2 separate regions of the Homo sapiens genome follow, and region 1 is linked to region 2. The links are chromatin loops, found by intact Hi-C in ENCODE. Cell type or tissue: B cell. All regions are shown on one strand. Each heading gives the region's core, and the rest is flanking DNA. Links, peaks and the distances in the headings are about the cores only.

Region 1 (9,716 bases), core at 1,717-9,716, 75 kb before region 2:
CCTTCTTTTGCTCCTCAGGACCACAGCCTGCTTCCCCTCGTCTTCTTGCTTTCCCTCAGTCTCACTTCTGGCCTTTTGGGCCATAGTGACCCTCCCGTCAAAGGGTCTTCAGAATTTGTCTCCTTTCACCTCTCACAGGCTGGCACCCAAGTTGCCCCCTTCTCTCCTGATGACGGTGAGAGGCCTGGATGTTGCCCAGGCTCCGATGATTCTTCCTGCTCCCGCCCTGGCCCCGATGCCCTCCCGATGCCCACTTACGTTGCCTGCCCAGCCCCCCGCCTCCCTCACACCTCCTCACAGCTCAGGTGCGCTCTGCCACAGTCCTGTGCTCCCGCTGCCCTCTGCCTGGAGGGCCTTCCCCGAGGCGCTCAGAAGCTGCCTTCCCGGGACTCACTCCCTATCCCATGCACCTCGCAGGGGCTGCACCCCCGCGGCACTTCCTGCCCCATCTTTTTTTCCTTCTTGGCACTCATCGTTCCTTGGTGCGTGATCTCACTCAGCATCTCTTCCTGACACCTGAACAGGCCCATCCTGTGGTTGGCACCCGCTGGGTTGCCCATCGCTCCTTCAGCTGCGTGCCGACACCCACGTAGCAGCAGGCGTTGTGTTGGGCGACCAGATTTTCAGCGACTTGCAGTGTTCTTTCTTTTGTGAATGGTATCTTTTTCTGTTACACTTTGACTATCATTGACTGTGGTAGCACTGTTTTTCTTATATTTACCTTATGTCTGTCAGTCTTGCTAAAGTCTGATTAATCTCAGAGTCAATGTTGAAAACATGTCTAAGAGTGATAGCTTTTCTTTGTATTTTCTAGTTTTCTGGCTTCTTCGTTTATTCTCTTGGCCAGGGCTTTCCAGTCCTTGGTTGAGAAGTCGGGGTGACGTGGATGTTCTCCGGGGCACATGCCCTGAGGCCTCTGGGGCCCTCTCTCCAGCCCAGGTTATGGCTCCCTCAGCTCCACCTGGATTCTCCATCTCACCCATCTGTCCACCTTACAGAATGGGCAGTAATGACGCTGCATTTCTGGTCAGCTGCTGACCCCCTTCTGTGCTTCCTTGTGCTGCAGGCGTTTATCACTTTGTTTCTTCTTTCATGTCCGTGGGACTTAGGGGAGGTAAATGCAGGGGATGTGTCTGCCGCATGGACCAATGGTGGCCCTGGTGTAATGGGATGCTTGAGGACTGGGTGGCCCTGGTGGAATGGGATGCTTGAGGACTGGGTGGCCCTGGTGTAATGGGATGCTTGAGGATTGGGTGTCCCTGGTGTAATGGGATGCTGGAGGACTGGGTGTCTCTGGTGTAATGGGATGCTTGAGGACTGGGTGGCCCTGGCGTAATGGGATGCTTGAGGACCGATGGTGGCCCCTGGTGTAATGGGATGCTTGAGGACCAGGTGGCCCCGGCGTAATGGGATGCTTGAGGACTGATGGTGGCCCCTGGTGTAACGGGATGCTTGAGGACCGAGTGGCCCCTGGCGTAACGGGATGCTTGGGGACCGGGTGGCCCCGGCGTAATGGGATGCTTGAGGACTGGGTGGCCCCTGGTGTAACGGGATGCTTGGGGACCGGGTGGCCCTGGCGTAATGGGATGCTTGAGGACCGGTGGCCCCTGGTGTAACGGGATGCTTGGGGACCGGGTGGCCCCGGTGTAATGGGATGCTTGAGGACTGGGTGGCCCTGGTGTAATGGGATGCTTGAGGACCGGGTGTCCCTGGTGTAATGGGATGCTTGAGGACTGGGTGTCCCTGGTGTAATGGGATGCTTGGGGACCGGGTGGCCCTGGTGTAATGGGATGCTTGGGGACCAGGTGGCCCTGGTGTAATGGGATGCTTGAGGACCGGGTGGCCCTGGTGTAATGGGATGCTTGAGGACTGGGTGGCCCTGGTGCAATGGGATGCTTGAGGACTGGCTCCAGCTATTTCCACTACGCTCTGTCTTCCTCACAGGTGGTGGTGAAGTTTATTAAGAAGGAGAAGGTCTTGGAGGATTGTTGGATTGAGGATCCCAAACTTGGGAAAGTTACTTTAGAGATCGCAATTCTATCCAGGGTGGAGCACGCCAATATCATCAAGGTGATGGTTTCCTCTTCAGAGATACCCTAACTTGGCTCATGTCAAATGTCTTCAATTTGTTGACTTGAAGATGTTTTGGTAGAGTTGGACTTGGCTTTGTCTCTTCCTAGGTATTGGATATATTTGAAAACCAAGGGTTCTTCCAGCTTGTGATGGAGAAGCACGGCTCCGGCCTAGACCTCTTCGCTTTCATCGACCGCCACCCCAGGCTGGATGAGCCCCTGGCGAGCTACATCTTCCGACAAGTGAGAGCAGGCCAGAGCCGTGTTAGTGTGAACGCAGGCCTGGGTGCCTGGGTCCGGTGGCTGCAAAGATCAGTGATCCATACTCGGTTCTCTCTCTGAGCTGGATCTAGCCTTCTGTGTGGGGATTTCATGGAGTAGGATATATATTTTGAGAAGAAAATTCTATGATTGAAGTAGAGAAAGTGAGGTTGGGAAGGAAGGATGAGGCCAGATACAGTCCTGGAATGACTGAGAAAGTATGTTTAATGGTTAAGGTTTATTTACATACATAAAATATCCACAACAATCATAAAAATTAACCAGTAAGGGTTAGGATGCAGCCAGAGAGCGTCTCAAAGGCATGTGTGCGGCACAGCGGCCTGCAGGTTGTAAGTGCCCACTAAATGGTGGCTGTTGAGGTAATTAACCAGCAAAACTGAGATCCTGACATTCTCACTTTTCAGTAAGTATTTGTCTTGATCTGTTTCGTGTCTAATTACATATTGAACTTCGGCCATTATTTTATTGGAATGGGAGAGTGATGATCCAAATAGGAAGGCACCCTAGCAGAGGGACAGGGGGAAGAAACGGTAACTCGTGTTGGGTTTTAAGGAGAGGGTGGCGGTTCCATCCTGTACTGCTCCCAGCTCCCCCAGAAGAACTGGAGAAATACCAGCAAAGGGCTGTGTAGACAACTCACATTTGCTCTTGGATTGTTTGCTGGGGACAACTCGATTTCTAATGACAGCTTCCGTGAATCAACATTTCTTCCTTAAAGCTACACACTCTCGGGTTGTTGGGTTTCCGAAGTTTAGTTTCTCAGGCTCCTACTTGTAAGTTTCAGATATTATGGTTCTGCAAAAAAGGGTCACCTCTCTCCCTCTTCCTGTGTTGGAAGGTGACGTCCTCCCTTTAGTTTGTGGCCAACACTTGTTTCTGAAACTTTTTACAGCAAACAGAGTATCTGTATGAGGTTATGTTGAGGGTCGCTTGTTAAAAGCTGCTGCCTGACAGCTGTTAATTCTGGGGCTAGTGAGACACATAATTATGGTGTTTATACTCTAAAATTTTTGCCAAAAGAATCTCTACCCCTTTTGTAAATATATAGACATAAATGTTATTCTATGTAAATACAGATGCACAATTTTATAAAGTATATGATCGCACATCAATGTATGTAGGAATCATGCTGGTTCTCAGGGCATTGCCTGTCAGCTCCAGATTCATCAGGACCTGCTCAGCAGCGGGGTCGGGGAGCTGGGCCTGGGAACAGCCCTGGCTTGGTTCAGGCCGCTCCAGGGCAGCATGGCCAGTCCAGGGCACAGAAGCATCTGCAGGAAGAGCAGCTTTCTTCAAGTCGCTCTTTAGCCCTTTGTGGTTAATCTCTCAGTACTAGTTAATAAATCTTAATGAAACTTTCCATGTTCAAGTTCATGTGTGATTTCTGTCTCCTGATTGGATCCTGACTGATTTGTATATATCTACATATATATGTAAGTATGTATGCATGCATGCTTGTATATGTGTATTTATGTGTGTACCTATGTACAAGTATATGTTATGTGTATAGGTATGCACACGTGTGTATGCAGGTGTGTATATATGTGCACATGTATGTATCTAAATGTATGTATAAATATGCAGGTATGTATATATAAATATGCAGGTATGTATATATAAATATGCAGGTATGTATATGTTTGTATATATGTGTATAAATATGCGTATATTTATTAAATGTAAGTTAATCGGGCTTAGCTAACCTGTGATTATTGCTCCTGATTTGAAAGATACTCATTTGTAAATATAAATTTGTCTCAAAAGATCAACATGATACATCCATGAAGTCACTAAGTTGATTGGTATAATGGGTGTCCAAATTATGACAGTCAGACGTTTAATTCATCCTAGTTGAGCTAAACTGAAAGGCCGATGTTGCTGGCCTCTGTTATTGGAGAGGCAGAGTGGGCAGGCAGTGGAGCACTGCAGCTGCACCTCCGTGGGAACGAAGCCCGTTTCCAGTGTAACTGCTTTAAGTCTGCATCATTGAGTAGCCACACATTTGGGGAAAGGATGGCTGATACGTCATGCTGCTCTCTGAGAAGCCACTGAGGCTGTGCTCCCAGCTCTGCCCCAAATTGCTGCCTGAACTCTGGGCAAGTCACTTTCCCTCCCTGTGAGCTGAGGTTATCGACTTGGTGCTTTCTCTTGGGTACTTCCCACTTAACACCAAACCTGCACCCATTCACTTGCCCACCATGAGTGTCTTTGAGCTGTGGCTTTGTGGCCTGTCTTTCCTCCTGAAATAGGCATGGTGTGCGTTGGTGGGGGCGAGTGTCTGCTGGGAAGCTTTTCTCAGCAGCAAACAGAACTCACGAGTCTCATTGATGTTGCCACCTTGCCGGCTAACGTGGCCATCCCCAGTGAACACGCCTCCTGAAGGGCTTTGTTTCCTGTTTGCTTCCAATCATATCTTCAGCATTGAAAAATCTTTCCTGTCCCCAGTTCATTATGAGTCGGAGGTTTATTTTTTCTTTGTGTTTTTTTTTGTTCCAGTTTATTTTAAATGCATATTTTAGTTGAATTGCTTTTTTAAAAAGCCCCCTCTGGCCTCCTGATTCCAGCTAGTGTCAGCAGTGGGATACCTGCGCTTGAAGGACATCATCCACCGTGACATCAAGGATGAGAACATCGTGATCGCCGAGGACTTCACAATCAAGCTGATAGACTTTGGCTCGGCCGCCTACTTGGAAAGGGGAAAATTATTTTATACTTTTTGTGGGACCATCGAGTACTGTGCACCGGAAGTTCTCATGGGGAATCCGTACGTATGCGGCTGCGGTGCGGCCCGTCCTCGTGTCCTCTGTCAGGACCCTGAGGGTGGCTTGATTTTGGGTGGGAAAATGGCTTCCTTTGTGCCTCTTTGTGATGAGTGTTGAGTGGTCAGGGTGATATGCTGGAAAGTAAGTGGGCAGGCAGGCAAGGTCATATTGGGCAAAGGCACTGGGCGATGGATATAGGAGTTAATAATTTTATTTTCTCAGCTTTTATTTGTTTGGAGTTTCATATAATAAAAAGCCAAGAAAAATATTGAAGAGTCCCCCAAAATGGCACTCTTCAAATAAGTGAAGAGGATTCTTTTTAGTTAGGTTTATTTATTTTGATGACAGGAATAATATCTATTTCAATAAAATACCGCGGGGCTGACCATACAAGAAATCAAGCACTAGAGAAAGTCCCGAGGCAGAGGATTCGTGCTGAAGGTGGAGCCCTTGGCTGGAGGGGCTGTCGCTGACCAGCCAGACTCCATGTCACTGGAGTGGGCCAGCTGAGCCTCTGCTCTGCTGTGGGGAGAAGCGGCGTCCTTGGGTGTGTGGCTGAGTTTGCATCTCTGCAGTCTGGGGAGCCTGTGAGTCGGGGGCCGGCCTGGGCAGGGCCTCCTCTCGGGGGACTTTAGAGAGGAAAGCAAAACGGAAAGGAAGATTGTGGTTCATTTGTAGGGCCTGAGTGGAGACTGTCTGCTGACGTGCCCGATCACTGTCTCATCTGCCTGTAAACCAAATGTGTCTATGTGTATGAAATAGACTTTATTAAGTCAGAAATAGATAGCAGGTGTTTTCCACTAACACCTACATGTATTTTAGAGAGGTGTGGTTGGAATGCATCTCTAGGTGAGTTCATGGTTAGAGAGTCGGATGATCACAGCACTGCTTGGACCCTCCTGGCCCTCTGCTGCAGTGCTCTGCTGCACCGCCCATATCTGCTCCATGTGGTTCTCTAGGAGGGAAGCTGATGCTGCCCCCACAGGAGAGGCACACGGGGTCCCTCACAGACCTGCTGCACCTGACCTGGTGGCCTGAGGCCAGGGCATTTGCTCGCAGTCACGCACGAGCTCCATGCCGTGCCTTGGGCTCTCGGGAGGGCCTCAGCATTGGGGAGAGGAGTGGCTGGGCTCTGGATCCTGGTGTCTGCTTAGGCCATATTTCATTAGGAGGTGCAGGTTCCAGGCTGCACACCCTGAGTCCTCAGAGCCCAGCAGCCTCAGCCTGCGCCAACCTCTCCATGCCAGGCAGCGTTGAGCTCTTCTGGGCCTGGATGCCCTGTGTGCAGAGTATGGAGGAAGTGAAAATGGGCTCTTCCCCGCTAGAACCTCCATGCATCTTCAGAGCCACCAAACAGCGTGAAATATCGAAGGGGGTTGGTCTAAGAAGGGCCGTGGAGTTTCCCTTCAGATCTAGTTTGGTTGCCCTAGAGCCTGGTGGGCGCTGGTGGGCTCTGCCTGCCCTGCAGTGGTTGTCGTGCCCTCCGTGCTGGAGGGAACTGCCTGTCCCCTGTCCACTGACCCATGATGCCTGCTGCATGGCTTGTCACCCCTTCCTGTACCCAGGCCGTGAAGCTTGGGGAGGGTGCAGGGGGGATCCAACCTGGGCGAGAGCTCAGTGCTGCTTGGCCACCTTGGCCCTGCCTCCCAGAGCTGTGGCTCCCACCCTCTCCCTGAGCGCCTGCCCTGCCAGGGCTCTGCCCTGCCTCCTGGCCTCTCCTTTCTGGCTGTGAGCGGTGTACTGCTCCTGGGCCTGCGGGGCTGCAGGCCTCCTCTCAGGAGCTCCTTCCTCCCTCCTGCGTCCTCTCCCCATCTCCCTGGATGAAAGGGTTTCTGAGTTCTTATTCTCAATCCCATCCTCAGGGCCCTGGCTTCTGTCTTGTCATCTTCATCTCCGTCTACTCCAGGGTCGGCAGACTGTGGCCTTAGGTCCCTCTTCCCCTTCCTCAGGCCCTGGCAGCTGCCATTCTGCTATTTTCTCTATGAATCTGACTACTCTAGGGACCTCCTATACGTGGAATCGTACAGCATTTGCCTTTTGGTGACTGGCTTATTTCACTTTGCATAAAGTCCTCAAGGTCCATCCATGTTGTGGCCTGTGCCAGCATCTTCCTTTTCAAGGCTGAATTTGATTGCGTTTTCTGGATATGCTGTACTTATTCATCTGTCAGTGGACATTTGTGTTGCTTCTACCTTTTGCTTCCATCTTTATGTTGTTCGTGATGCTGCTACAAACGTGTGTGCAAACATCCCCTGCCTCTTGTTTCTATAAATAAAGTTTTATTGGAATGGAGCTGTGCTCATTTGCTTATGTGTCGTCTGTAGCTGCCTTTGTCCTACATGACAGAGTTGAGTTGCAGTGGGGACCATGTGGCCCAAAACCTGAAATATTTACTATTTGACCCTTCACAGGAAAAGTTTGCCAACCTCTGTTCTGTTCTATTGGATATTTCTCTTCAGCTTCTAAACATCTTGAAATCTCTCTAAAAAACAGAAACAACACAAAAACAAAAACTGCTGAAACTGATTTTCTTGCTCTAGCCCCTACAGCTCTCATCCGTCCGCTCAGCTTCCCTGCGGTCTGTGCTAGCCACCCCACCACCCTGCTGACTCAGCCTGGGGGCCCGACTTTCACCCACGCTGCTGCTCTGGCCTCTGTGATCTGCCCTCTTGAGCCCTCCCCTCCCCTCCCCTCCCCTCCCTCCCAGCCCCTCTTCTCCGAGTCCAGCCCGGGGCTCTGTCCGTGCCACTCTTCTCACTGCTGTGGTTTCTCTTGGCTCCCTTGTCTAATTCTGGTTCTGAGAACAGGCTGCTGCTTCCCAGACCTCTTCTGGGGACAGACCCCCAGCTGCGGACCTGGAGACGCATGGCCTTGGCCAGTGCAGGGGCAGGGCTGTGGGTGCTGGTGACCTGGCTCTGGTGCGTGCTTGGCAGCAACTTCACCTCACCAAGCCTTGCTCTTCTGTGCAAAATGAAAGTCATATTTATCTTGCTAGGTTGTTGTGAGGATTTGGGTTAAGCCATGTAAAATGCTGGTACAGCATTGGCATCTCTAGGTACCCAATAGATGGTAGCATGGATGAGGATGTTTACGGTGACAGGAAATAAATGGTAGCATGGATGAGGATGTTTACGGTGACAGGAAATAAATGGTAGCGTGGATGAGGATGTTTACGGCGACAGGAAATAAATGGTAGCGTGGATGAGGATGTTTACGGTGACAGGAAATAAATGGTAGCGTGGATGAGGATGTTTACGGTGACAGGAAATAAATGGTAGCGTGGATGAGGATGTTTACGGCGACAGGAAGTAACAATAGTCCTTTGGGTGTCTTCTCCCTGAAGCTTGCTCCTCCATTTGGCCCACTGTGTGAACACCCACCTTCACCACGTCCTTCTTGTTTGCTTTCATCCTTCGGTGTTTTTCCCTGTTCAGTCTCGTCCTGCAGCACCCTTCACATCGTCGCCACAGCCATCTTCCTAAAGGGCATGTGTGTCCATGGTCACACCAAGCCCGTTCACACCAAGATCGTGAACATGCCTGATCACGTCTGAAGGGCACGTGACCCTGTTCTGAAGTGGCCTGCAGCTCCCGTGGCCCTCAGCAAAGCCAATGGACGTGTACTCTGCTTCCTCCAGGAAGCCCTCCCCCCGCTCCCCCCTCTGGTAGACACGTCTTGTGGTTGGTGTCCACAAGGAAGTTCCTGATTAGCCTCGGAGCTGCCCGATGGCCTCTCCACTCCTGGCACATGGCCTGCTGGCTGGCCTGGGGCAGAAGTGCGTGGAAATGGAGGGCGTGTTTGAGGGGTGGAGTGACCCTCCTCTTGGGAAACCACTGCCTGGCCTGTGTGCTGGTCGGGAAGGGCCATGGTGCTTCCCATGGGCGGGCTTGGCAAGCCTGCGCTGAGTGCCGTGGCGTCCTGATGCCTCCTCCTCCTCACAGCTACAGAGGGCCGGAGCTGGAGATGTGGTCTCTGGGAGTCACTCTGTACACGCTGGTCTTTGAGGAGAACCCCTTCTGTGAGCTGGAGGAGACCGTGGAGGCTGCCATACACCCGCCATACCTGGTGTCCAAAGGTGAGCGTGAGCTGCAAGTGGTAGACAGTCGACACTGTCCTTAGAGACCAGCCACTTTTTTTTCCCATTTCCTCATTCCTCAGTGTATCTCTGTCCATATCAACAGTCTCATTTGTTTCTTTTCTATTCATCAAATAATTTGCATATGACTTTAAAACATCTTGATAATTTAGTTTTTGTTAATGTTCCTCTTTGGATCTTAGAGGCCCTCTTGTGAGAAACACACTTGCAGTCAGGACAGGGAGGCTCCAAGTGGCCCTGTTGACTTGGTGCCTACATGGTTAAAGGAACTGGGGCCCGAATCCAGATGCAAGGCTGGGGGCTTCTCTCAGCTTGTGCTGGCATCCCCTCACCTGTCATGTTAACCCTGCGTTATTCACAGCTCTGCATTGCCAGAGCCCCTGAGAATAGAGCAGTTAGGAACCTCTGCACCACCTGGATTTTGGTTGAGTGGGATGGCATCTTGAACTCCAAGCTTTCATTTCAGAGGCAATGAATGTTTCCTGCAGCTTCTGTCCAAGCACA
Region 2 (9,834 bases), core at 700-8,699:
CCACGTCTGGCTAACTTTTGTATTTTTGGTACAGATGGGGTTTCACCACGTTGGCCAGGCTGGTCTTGAACTCCTGACCTCAAGTGATCCGCCCGCCTCAGCCTCCCAAAGTGCTGGGATTACAGGCATAAGCCACCACACCCGGCCAGTCTGTTTCTTATTATTCACTCTACTTGCATCATTATTCTGTAGAAAACACGGTTTATTTGCAAAAAATTTTTGAAACCACTTATCCGTTTCCTGACATGAATTTAGTGAAATACATTGATATTTAGATAACAATCTGGGCAAAGTGAGCTGTGACACGGAACAGTGACTTTAAAGCAGCCAAATAGGTGAGGCTGCCTCCTCCCGCTCCTGCCCCACCCTCCCCTCAGGACACACCCTGGCCTCCCATGCACTCGGCAAAGACTGATGGAGGGCCCATGACCCTCTGTGTCTTACGGGTAAAACAGAATTTCCTCCTGAATTTTTTAAACTAAAAATAACCTGAATAGTTTGTCTTTAGCATCTCCCTGGAGAGAAGCAGCACCTGGTGCGTCCACAGAAGTCGGCACAGTGGGTGAGCCTCTGGAGGCAGGTGCAACAATCAGACACGAAAGCCATTTTTATACTGTAGGCTGCAATCTCCAGTTGGCCTTTTAATTCCTCTAACAAGTCACAACTAGCAGTTAAACAACACAAAATAGAATAGAAAATAGTGAAAGGTCAGTTTTCTTTCTGATTCCCGTTACTTTCCCTTGTGTGCTGAGGGTTCTAGAGTAGGAGAGGAAGATGTTAAAAAAGTCAAGAGTCACCCAGGCTGGAAGAGGAGACTTGTGAACTTTGTCATCCCTCCTGGCATTTCACAGATGGAAACCAAGGCCCAGAGAGGGGAAGGGGTTGCTCAGCCTCACACAGCACCCTGGAGGCAGCATCCATCTTTTGCTTCCTATTTTCCCTGCAGTTGGTGGCTTAGGATCCAGGCTGAGCGGGAAGCGCTGGGGAGTGGGAAGGGGGCAGAGGCATCCTCCCACCCCAGAGACAGGTGTGAGGTGAGTCAGATGGCAAGGAAGGAAGGGGAAAGTGGCTATGGGGGTGTTCACGGCACAAAGCCACCATCAGCCATGGTGGCCTGCAGGCACTTGGCCAGTTACCTGTCTCACAGCGAAGTCCCTTGAAGGGCTCGGCACACAAGCAGGTGTAATTCCCCACTAGGTCAACACAAGAGCCTCCATTCAGGCAGGGGTCAGGGCTGCAGTCGTCCACATCTGAGGGGCAGCAGAGGTGCGGGCTTGGCTTGAGCCAGGCCACAACCACCCTGTGCCCAGCACCTGGCCACGGGCAGGAGCCCCTCTCCAATCCGAAGCCAGGCCACTCACCCATCTCGCAGGCTGCTCCGGTGTATCCGGCCTGGCACACACACACCGCAGAGCCATTCTCCACCTGGCACTGGCCACCATGTTGACACTCTTTGGTGTCACAGGGGGATTGGGCTAGAGTGAGGAGGTGTAGACAGGACGATGGACTCCCAGTTATGGTTACCTGAGGGGACAGAAACCCCTGGGACGTACACTGAGCCCCACCCCCAACTGGCTTACATTGCAGGGGGGCCTGGCAGGCAGGTTTCTGAGCGGGCGACAGGCAAGAAAGAGGCCTGGCCAGGCAGTCCTGACTGGCCACCCGAAGCTCTGTCTGAACTGGGTCTAATTCAGCAAACCTGGGATGGAGGGATGGGTGTGTATGCTGGGCAGGGGCAAATGGGGGTGCATGGAAATCACTCCCACTCTTGGGGGATGGTCCCTCCCTAGGTGGCTCTTATTCCAAGTGGACTGTGAGAAGAGCTGTGGTCAAGGATGCAGGCTGTGACTGAGCCTGGAAGGGTGTGCAGCACCCAGGGTGTAGGAGTGGCCCCTGGGGCGAGAGGCTGGGTGGGGCAGGCAGTGGCCTGTGCAGGAACGGCCAGGGCAAAGGGACTCTGGCCCCCAGTTACTGAGTGGGAGTGAGCTAGGGGAGCCCACCCTCTGCCCTCCCTCCTCACCGGATGCTGGCCCTCCTTGAGTCCAGAGCACCTGGCCCACACATCCCAGGTCTCTCCTTTGCCCTGGCCAGCAGAGCCAGACGCAGAGGAGAACCACATCCCCTGTCTTACTGACAGCTCATACCCAGAACAAACTCAGAAACAAGAGTGATAGCCAAAGCGTGTGTCCCTCCCTGGAGTCATGGGGGAATGGTGGGGCCCTCTCTTTGGCATAGGAAGGAGACAGGAGGGCCTGACTACTCCCCCAGGAGGTGTGAAAGCCCTTTGGTGGCTGATGGGACATGGTGATCCCTGTCTCCCTGACCCCAACTCCGCTAGGTGGAGGAGCATGCACACCCTAGCCTTTAGTTGCGGGCGCCCCTGCTGTTATGGGTTCTGGGGGCCAAGGTGGCTTCCAAGATCAGGGAGCCCCTGTGGGGGGTCGAGGCGGGAAGGCTTGTACCCAAGGCTTGTGCCACAGCTGCACTGAGAAAGTGAAGGCTCACGGTCCGAGGCCACACGTACAACTGACATGCTGCAGACCCAAGACCTGAACCAGCCTCCTGGCGCCAAGCCTCAAGCCCTCTTAGGGGACCTCACCAGGCTGCACATCACAGAGGGGCTCCTGGAGCCTGGGGCATAGCCGAGGAGCAGCCCATTCCTGGGAAGCTCTGCCCAGTCACCCTTGGGGACCCTCATCATAGGCCTGGGTCCTCCCGCAGCCAGGCCCCTGGCCAGCACCGCACAGGGAGAGCACTGAGCAAGAGGAAGGAGATCCTGCCAGCCTCCCTGGCCTTTACCAAGGGACAGACGCCTGCAGGGCTGAGTCTGCCACGGCACCAATGCCACAGAAGCCCGACTCCCACCCGTCTCACGTTGAGAGCACGTGGGCAAGCAGGGCAGGAGTTTCTGGATGAAGAAAGGCTCCTATGAATGGAGCTTGCTCCGACACTGGCTGTGGGAAGACAGTGGCAGGGCTCGGGGAGCAAGGGATAACTGGGGTCACTGTGCTGTCACCTATGTGTGATCTGTAAACACACTGGCAAGCCCATCTCGCCAGGTGGGAATTGTGCTTCACTGCTTTGGACCTTGAAGTCACATTTCCATTGCATTCCTGCAGAACTTCATTCTAATGTACTTTCAGGTGCAAAAGTCCCTTACTGCCATTCAACTATAGCTCTCTCCAATACCAATATGTGTAAACACAGGAAGGAAGTACTTTAAAAAACCTCCCATGACCATAAATATCTGATAAGAATTGTTTTTTTCTAGATTGAGATATTGATATAGTCACTATTTGAATGCATTGATCTAAACAATCTATTACATGTTTTTGTAAGCGACTGTCACACAGGACACGCACACCTGGCTGAGCTGGGTGGGGAGCAGCAGGTCACGGTGCTTTGATTTTAGGGGCTCCCTTTGCAAAGCTCCCTGAGCAGAGCCCTATGGTGAGATGGAGAGCAGGAATTGGGGGGGGGTCCACCTTTCTTTACCAGGTGGGTGAAGGGCATGGGTGAGGGGCCTAAAGAGGTGCCGGGGGAAGGGCAGTAAGTAGAGGCTGACTCTGATGACAACTGCTTCGAAAGAGCTGGGCTCTGAACTGGGAGGGCAAGCTGAGGTTTGGTAGCAGCAGTGAGGATGGAGAGGGACTCCAGGCCCCACCTAGGCTGTGAGACCCCCTTTCCCTGAAGGCAGGGGCAGGAGAGAAACAGCGTCCAGGAGCAGCCGCAGGGAGCGGCAGGGACCGTGTGGCTGTGCCCTTCCTGCCCCACAGCCAGCCCATCTGACCCCAGAAGCACTTCACGTTCCCCTCAAGCTGGTCCTGGGCTGAGAGGGGGTCTGACGGCCCCACCACATCCCCAGCGGGCTCCCATCCGGGCTCTGGTGCCTGTCTGACCCTGATCCTGGCCTGGTTTGGGACCTGGGCACTGGCCTGTTCTGAGGCCCCATCCCTGGTCCGAATGCCATGGTCTAGGAAGCCTGTGTGACTGGTCATGGCTCCTGCCCCCTACCCAGATATGGGCCTTTCCCTGGGCATCTGGGCTCCTCCACTCCTCGAGGGTGGCTTCTCTGGGCTGTCTACCTTGCAGCATGCACAGCTGCTGGACCTTCCAAGACCTCAGCCTTGTCCAGCTGTGTCTCCCGCTATCCTGCCCCCAGCAGGGCCCCGTGGGCCCCGGTGGGTTCCTCTTACCTGTCTCACAGGTGGGTCCCCCAAAGCCAGCCGGGCACTGGCAGCGGAAACTGTTGATGCCGTGAGTACAGGTCCCACCATTCTGACAGGGCTGGGAGGCACATTCGTTCACGTCTGAAACATGGGGCAGGCTGAGGCCTCAGCGGCGGGAACCCGGATGAGGAGTTTTCTCTAAGGGCTCGGGTTGGGCCGGGGACGGAGGAGGAGCAAGCCCGAGATTGGCTCAGAGAGGGCAGCAACTGCACCCGCCCATGGTGCTCACTCCAGGGGGCCATGGCCTTTGGTCCCCAGTGGTCCCCTAAGCAAGTCACCCACACCCTGGGGACAGAGACTCCTGACCTGGGACCCTGGGCGCCCAGGGCCACTGGCGGAGCCTACAGTGCTCCTCCTGAGCCCAGCGCAGCCAGCGGGTGGTCCCGCCCTGGGCCAGTCACTCACCCAGGTGGCACCTCCGCCCCGTGAAGCCCGAGAGGCAGGAGCAGGTGTAGGAGGGGTTGCCCGTGACGCAGTCGTCGATGCACTTGCCGCCGTTGAGGCAGGGGCGCAGGGCCAGGCACACGGACGCTGCAGACATAGGGAGGGGCTGGAGCCTCAGCCGCTGCCTCCGGACTCGGCAGGAGAGCCACTCCCATCCGCATCTCCCTTCCCTCCCCTGACCCAAAAGGTCGGCCTCTGGGTGCCCGGGTGACCGCAGCAAAGCAGCCAGGTTTCAGGTTTCACTTTAGGTCGGAGCAGGGGAGCAGGGGAGCAGGGGCGGTGCTGTTGGCGTGGCCTCTGGGGAGGTGGCTTCGTGTGGGGCGGACTCCCTGAAGCGACTCACACCAGCACCCCGTCCCCTCCATCCCTCTCAGCGCTGCCGTGGACAGGTCTAAAAACTGGCACACTCCGCCTCCCCTCCAGGGTTCCTGGCGTGGAAAACCCGAGGCTGGCACTCAGCCGTCATGTCAGCGTTTCTGGGACAAGGCGGGCCACGCAGGGGGTGTGGCTGGGGGCTGCAGGAGGGCTGTGTCCCTCGGATGCTGGGCGGCCGCTCTGGGCTCCCCGCCCCGTGAGCCCGGACTCCCTAAGCTCAGATGCAAGCGGGGGCCTGTTCGTGCCCCAGTGTGTGGGTAGCTCGGGCTCCTCGGGCCTCCTTCGTCGCGGCACCACCTGCAGCCCTCAGATGGGTCTTCCCGCCCTGCGACTGCATCTTTCCTCTTCCCATGAGCGCGCGGTGCTCTCCCCACCCCGTGGCGCGCCTCTACTCCCCAACCCCCACCCCGTGATGCGCCTCCACCCCCCACCCCCCACCCTGTGACGCACCTCCACCCCCCACCCACCCCGTGACGCACCTCCACCCCCCACTCCCCTCCCCGTGACGCGCCTCCGCCCCCCACCCCTACTACGCCCCACCTCCAACCCCGTGGCACACCTGCACCCCCCACCCCTCCACCCCGTGGCACGCCTGCACCCCCCACCCCATGGCACGCCCCCACCTCCCACACCCTCTACCCCTCACTCCCAACCCTGTGGCGCGCCTGCACCCCCCATCCCCACACCATCTACCCCTCATCCCCAACCCTGTGGCGCACCTGCATACCCCATCCCCCACCCCCACACTCTCTACCCCTCATCCCCCACCCCATGGCGCGCCTGCACCCCGCCTCCGCCCCGACAGTGGTGCGCGCGCATCTGCTACCCCTGTCGTGTTCTCTGGGGACTCAGTGTTGCGGAGATGCGGCCCCTCTCCCCTCTCGTAGCCTAGATGCTCGCGGCTGGGAGGCGAGTCTGGGGCAGGTCCCGGTGCGAGCCTCACTGCGGCCCCAGGCTTGGCAGGGCTTGTGATGCGCCGCCCTCAGTGGAGCGGATCAGTCGCTTGCCCTCGCCCCAAGTGTAAGCAGTGATTTCTGAAGGCTCCTTGGCTCCCAAGGCCGCACAGCAGCAGGGCTAAGGCTACCATCTATGGCTCTGCTGCCGCCCTGGCTGTTCCCACAAACCACGTGCCCACCCCTGGGAGGGACACCCACCCCGTCCGTTTGTGCACTGTGGGCTGGAAGGACCCCTGGAACTCCCCTGTAGACGTGATGCTTGGGTTTGTCAAGCAGTCACCAAATCCCACCAAGCAGCAAGCCCGCTGGCAAAAATGAGGACCTGGGTGGTAAGAGGACCTGCCTCATGGGTGGCCCTGAGGGTCAGAGACCACATGCTGCTCCTCCCCCAGCCCAGGCAGGAGGCTGGGTGGGAATAAGGGGAGAGTAGGGACCACATGGTCCCAGGGAGAGGTGTCCCTGGGCTCCTCCTCCCCTGAGGACCCAGAACTCTTTACCCCCGAAACCCGCAGTCTCCAGAGGGTTCCCTCCAACCCACAGCAGTGTGTGTGCGGGATCTTCTCTAGGGCACAGTCTCCAGAGGGTTCCCTCCAACCCAGAGCAGTGTGTGTGTGGGGTCTTCTCTAGGGGAAGCTGAGGCTGCAGGACCAGCCAGGCTTTCCTTAGTTTCACACGCCTGAGGTGGGCTGGGCTGGACACCCAAGTGCTCCTGCTCTCCCCGTCAGCATCCAGCCCCCTTCGTCTCCACCTCTCCTCTGCCATCAACCCCCTTCCTCAGCCCGCTCCCACCCCAAGCTGCTCCTCTGTCCTCTTACTTGTATGGCCGCAGCCCCCCACGCGCACCTGGGCATCATCGATTCTGAACGCCCAGCGCCCGGGCACACCCACGTTGGTGGTGGTCTCCACCTCGGCCATGTCTGCTGTGCGCGAGCCGGGGATACTGAAGTAACGCTGCCCATCGCCTGCGTTGAAGCCAGCCTGGGGGTGGGGTGGGGGCAGAGTGAGGGAGGCCAGTTCCCCAGGTCTACAGAGGTGGGGGTTACCCTGCCCCCACCATGTTCCTGCCAGGGTCGGCAACCTCCCAGCCAGGTCCTGACCTCAGCCAACCGTTCCTGGGAGCCAAGGAGAGGGCTGGCCCTGGCTCCCCAGCCCAGTCCTCCGGCAGCTCACCTCTGGGCTCTTGGGCCTCCCCTGGGGCCAGGGGCAAGTATGAACCCAAGAGAAAGCAGGTGGCCAGGAGGTGAGTGGGGGTGCGCACAGCCCAAAGGCACTCTCGGGCCTGGGGAGCACTGACCCTGTGGCCATTGTCCTGTTTCATTCCCTCCACACCCGGGGTTTCCTGCCGGCTGTGGTCCCTTGTGTCACTGGCTAGGCCAGACTGCAGGGCACAAGGAGCAGAGGACATTTCTGTTGCTGTTGCAGCTGTTAAAGGGGACTGCAGGGGCAGGGCGGGGCAGGTCAGGGGGACAAAGGTGCCTTTGGGCCTGAGGATGTTTCTGTTTTTGGGCAGTGAGAGGCCTCAGGGATGGTTGTGGATGTCTCTCGTTGGCCTCTGCACGGTACTGGGGGATCTGCCTATGGTGAGCCCCTGCCTACCTCATCAGCTCATGACAGTCCTGGCTGTGGGGAGCAGGGGTTCTGAACACAGAGCACCGACTGCACTCGCCTACCTGGGCTGCGATGCCCCCGAGGCCAGTGGCGTTGCCCCCGCTGCTGGCGTGTGTGCCTGTGGTCCACACGATGGACTCATAGTTGAAGATGGTGAAGGAGAGCTTGCCGTCTGTGATGAGCACAGTCTGGAATGTGTTGACCTGCCGGGGAGAGGGGGCTGAACAGGGCCCTGCACTCCCCTTGGCCCAGGGAAGCCCTGCCCTGTCCACCATCCTGGTGCACTGTCATTGTCCACTGGGCCCCTGGCTTGCTCAATGTCTGTGTCTTCCAGCTGGACGGGCAGCCGAGGCAGGACCTTGGTGGCCTCATCCTCTGCTGTCTCCCAGCGCCTGCCACTCAGCAGAGGCCGTCTGCAACCCACAACTATTGCTGGGGTGAGTGAAACACCTGGGGTGGGTGCGGGGCCCACAGATGGGAGCAGACACTGTCCCCTGCCCTTAGCCAGATCCACAAAATCTCCTGTGTGAAATGAGCAAAATTGCAAAAAGGAAAAGAGGAAAGGTAAAAAGAAGCAAGGAAGAGCCGTGCTGCAGCGTTTAACAGTCAGGCCTTATGGTTTTCACAGAATTCTACTGCAAGGAAATATTGGCAGGCAGCGTACAGATGAGGTACGCCAGATGAGAATCAAGCAAAGGATCGGGACTGTTTAAGAAATGATCTTGGGACAAACAGGAAACCCCCTGAAAAAGAATCAGATCAGGGTCCTGCCTTTCACCACACACAAAAAGTAATCCCAAATCAAATAAGGTTTTAAAGTGAAAGAAAAGTCCTAGAAGAAAATACAGGCATATATGTATAACTCAGGAAAGGGAAAGGACTTTTAAGTGTGATGTTTGTTCACAGCAAAAACCAAAAGGGAGAATTAAACATTTGACTGCAAAGGGCTTCCGAATACTTAAAAAAATCCATAAGATCAAATTGAATGGCAAACAGCAATGTGAAAAACCTATTTATAACGCATACAGCAGATAAAATTATCGAGACCCTTAATTCAAGAACTACAGATCAATAAGAAAAAGACCAAAAGTATTACAGAAAAAATGTCAGAGGGTATGAAGAGACACATCACAGTAGAATACAAGTAACCAATAATATTAGAACAAATTCAGCACCCCTAGAAATTAAAGATATGTAAGTTAAAAAGTAGCACTCATTGTTTTGTCTATTGAGTTGGCAAAGTTGGAAAATGACAGCTGGGGTGCAAGGAAACCAGCACTTTTTTTATTATTTTTTATTTTTTATTATACTTTAAGTTCTAGGGTACATGTGCACAACGTGCAGGTTTGTTACATATGTATACATGTGCCATGTTGGTGTGCTGCACCCATTACCTAGTCATTTACATTAGGTGTGTCTCCTAATGCTATCCCTCCCCCGACCCCCCCACCCCACGACAGGCCCTGGTGTGTGATGTTCCCCTTCCTGTGTCCAAGCGTTCTCACTCATAGGTGGGAACTGAACAATGGAAACTGGCACTTCTAAATGTGGCTCCGAGTATGAACGTGTAGATTTTTTTTTTTTATTTGAGATGGAATCTCCCTCTGTCACCCAGGCCGGAGTGCAGTGGCATGATCTCGGCTCACTGCAACCTCTGCCTCCCGGGTTCAAGCAATTCTCCTGCCTCAGCCTCCCGAGTAGCTGGGATTACAGGCACCCGCCATCACACCCGGCTGACTTCGGTATTTTTAGTAGAGAGGGGAGTTCGTCATGTTGGCCAGGCTGATCTCAAACTCCTGACCTCAGGTGATCCCTCTGACTTGGCCTCCCAAAGTGCTGGAATTACAGGGGTGAGCCATCGCACCCTGCCTGAATATGTAGATTTTTGAGAGGAAAACTGGAATTCTGCAGGTGGCAATCTCCCTTCTAAACATGTGTACCAGGACAGGATCATGCATAAGGCGACTTGGGCTATGCCGTGCCCGCCTCAGGCCCCTGGTATTGCAGCTGTCCAGTCATGGGGTGCAGGTGAAACAAATTCACGTGCCGCTTGGTGCTGGGCTAGTTTGTAGTCACTGAGAAAGATGGGTGATCATACAGTGTACATTCCACTTATGTAAAAGTCAACATTAGAGAAACTACGTGCTCTGCTTCAGGAAGGCGAACGTAAGTGCTAACACTCGGAAAACAAACAAAGACGCGAGGGCCGTAGAATTGGGGTG

Evidence for each region. Peaks named below come from ENCODE experiments on the same cell type or tissue, not always from the same donor. Only the 100,000 strongest peaks of a DNase experiment are listed, where the experiment ranks them.
Region 1: it touches region 2 in a loop (8-fold over the local background); 4 of 110 quality-filtered maps call a loop at or near these places.

What each region holds. Positions count from the first base shown.
Region 1 is chr2:241,107,642-241,117,357 of GRCh38, reverse strand. It overlaps PASK (PAS domain containing serine/threonine kinase), which reads left to right. Exons shown (of 18, transcript NM_015148.4): 13 at 1,945-2,070; 14 at 2,181-2,315; 15 at 4,919-5,118; 16 at 9,058-9,191. Among named protein-coding and RNA genes, the nearest start is that of MTERF4, 10 kb to the right of the region's middle. RefSeq lists enhancers at 5,660-5,709, 5,980-6,279. In B cell, for the core only: no CTCF peak of the experiment used is centred there; DNase peaks (open chromatin) are centred at 4,537, 5,837, 6,447, 8,655 and 1 weaker place; H3K4me3 peaks cover 823 bases; H3K27ac peaks cover 4,811 bases.
Region 2 is chr2:241,031,716-241,041,549 of GRCh38, reverse strand. SNED1 (sushi, nidogen and EGF like domains 1) reads right to left here. Exons shown (of 32, transcript NM_001080437.3): 3 at 7,675-7,815; 4 at 6,820-6,982; 5 at 4,635-4,760; 6 at 4,197-4,310; 7 at 1,362-1,475; 8 at 1,137-1,250. SNED1-AS1 (SNED1 antisense RNA 1) reads left to right here. Exons shown (of 3, transcript NR_187212.1): 2 at 7,947-8,049. Among named protein-coding and RNA genes, the nearest start is that of SNED1-AS1, 27 kb to the left of the region's middle. RefSeq lists enhancers at 142-191, 4,621-5,564, 5,565-6,506, 6,507-7,450. In B cell, for the core only: no CTCF peak of the experiment used is centred there; DNase peaks (open chromatin) are centred at 4,849, 5,289, 5,909, 7,009 and 1 weaker place; H3K4me3 peaks cover 2,377 bases; H3K27ac peaks cover 2,946 bases.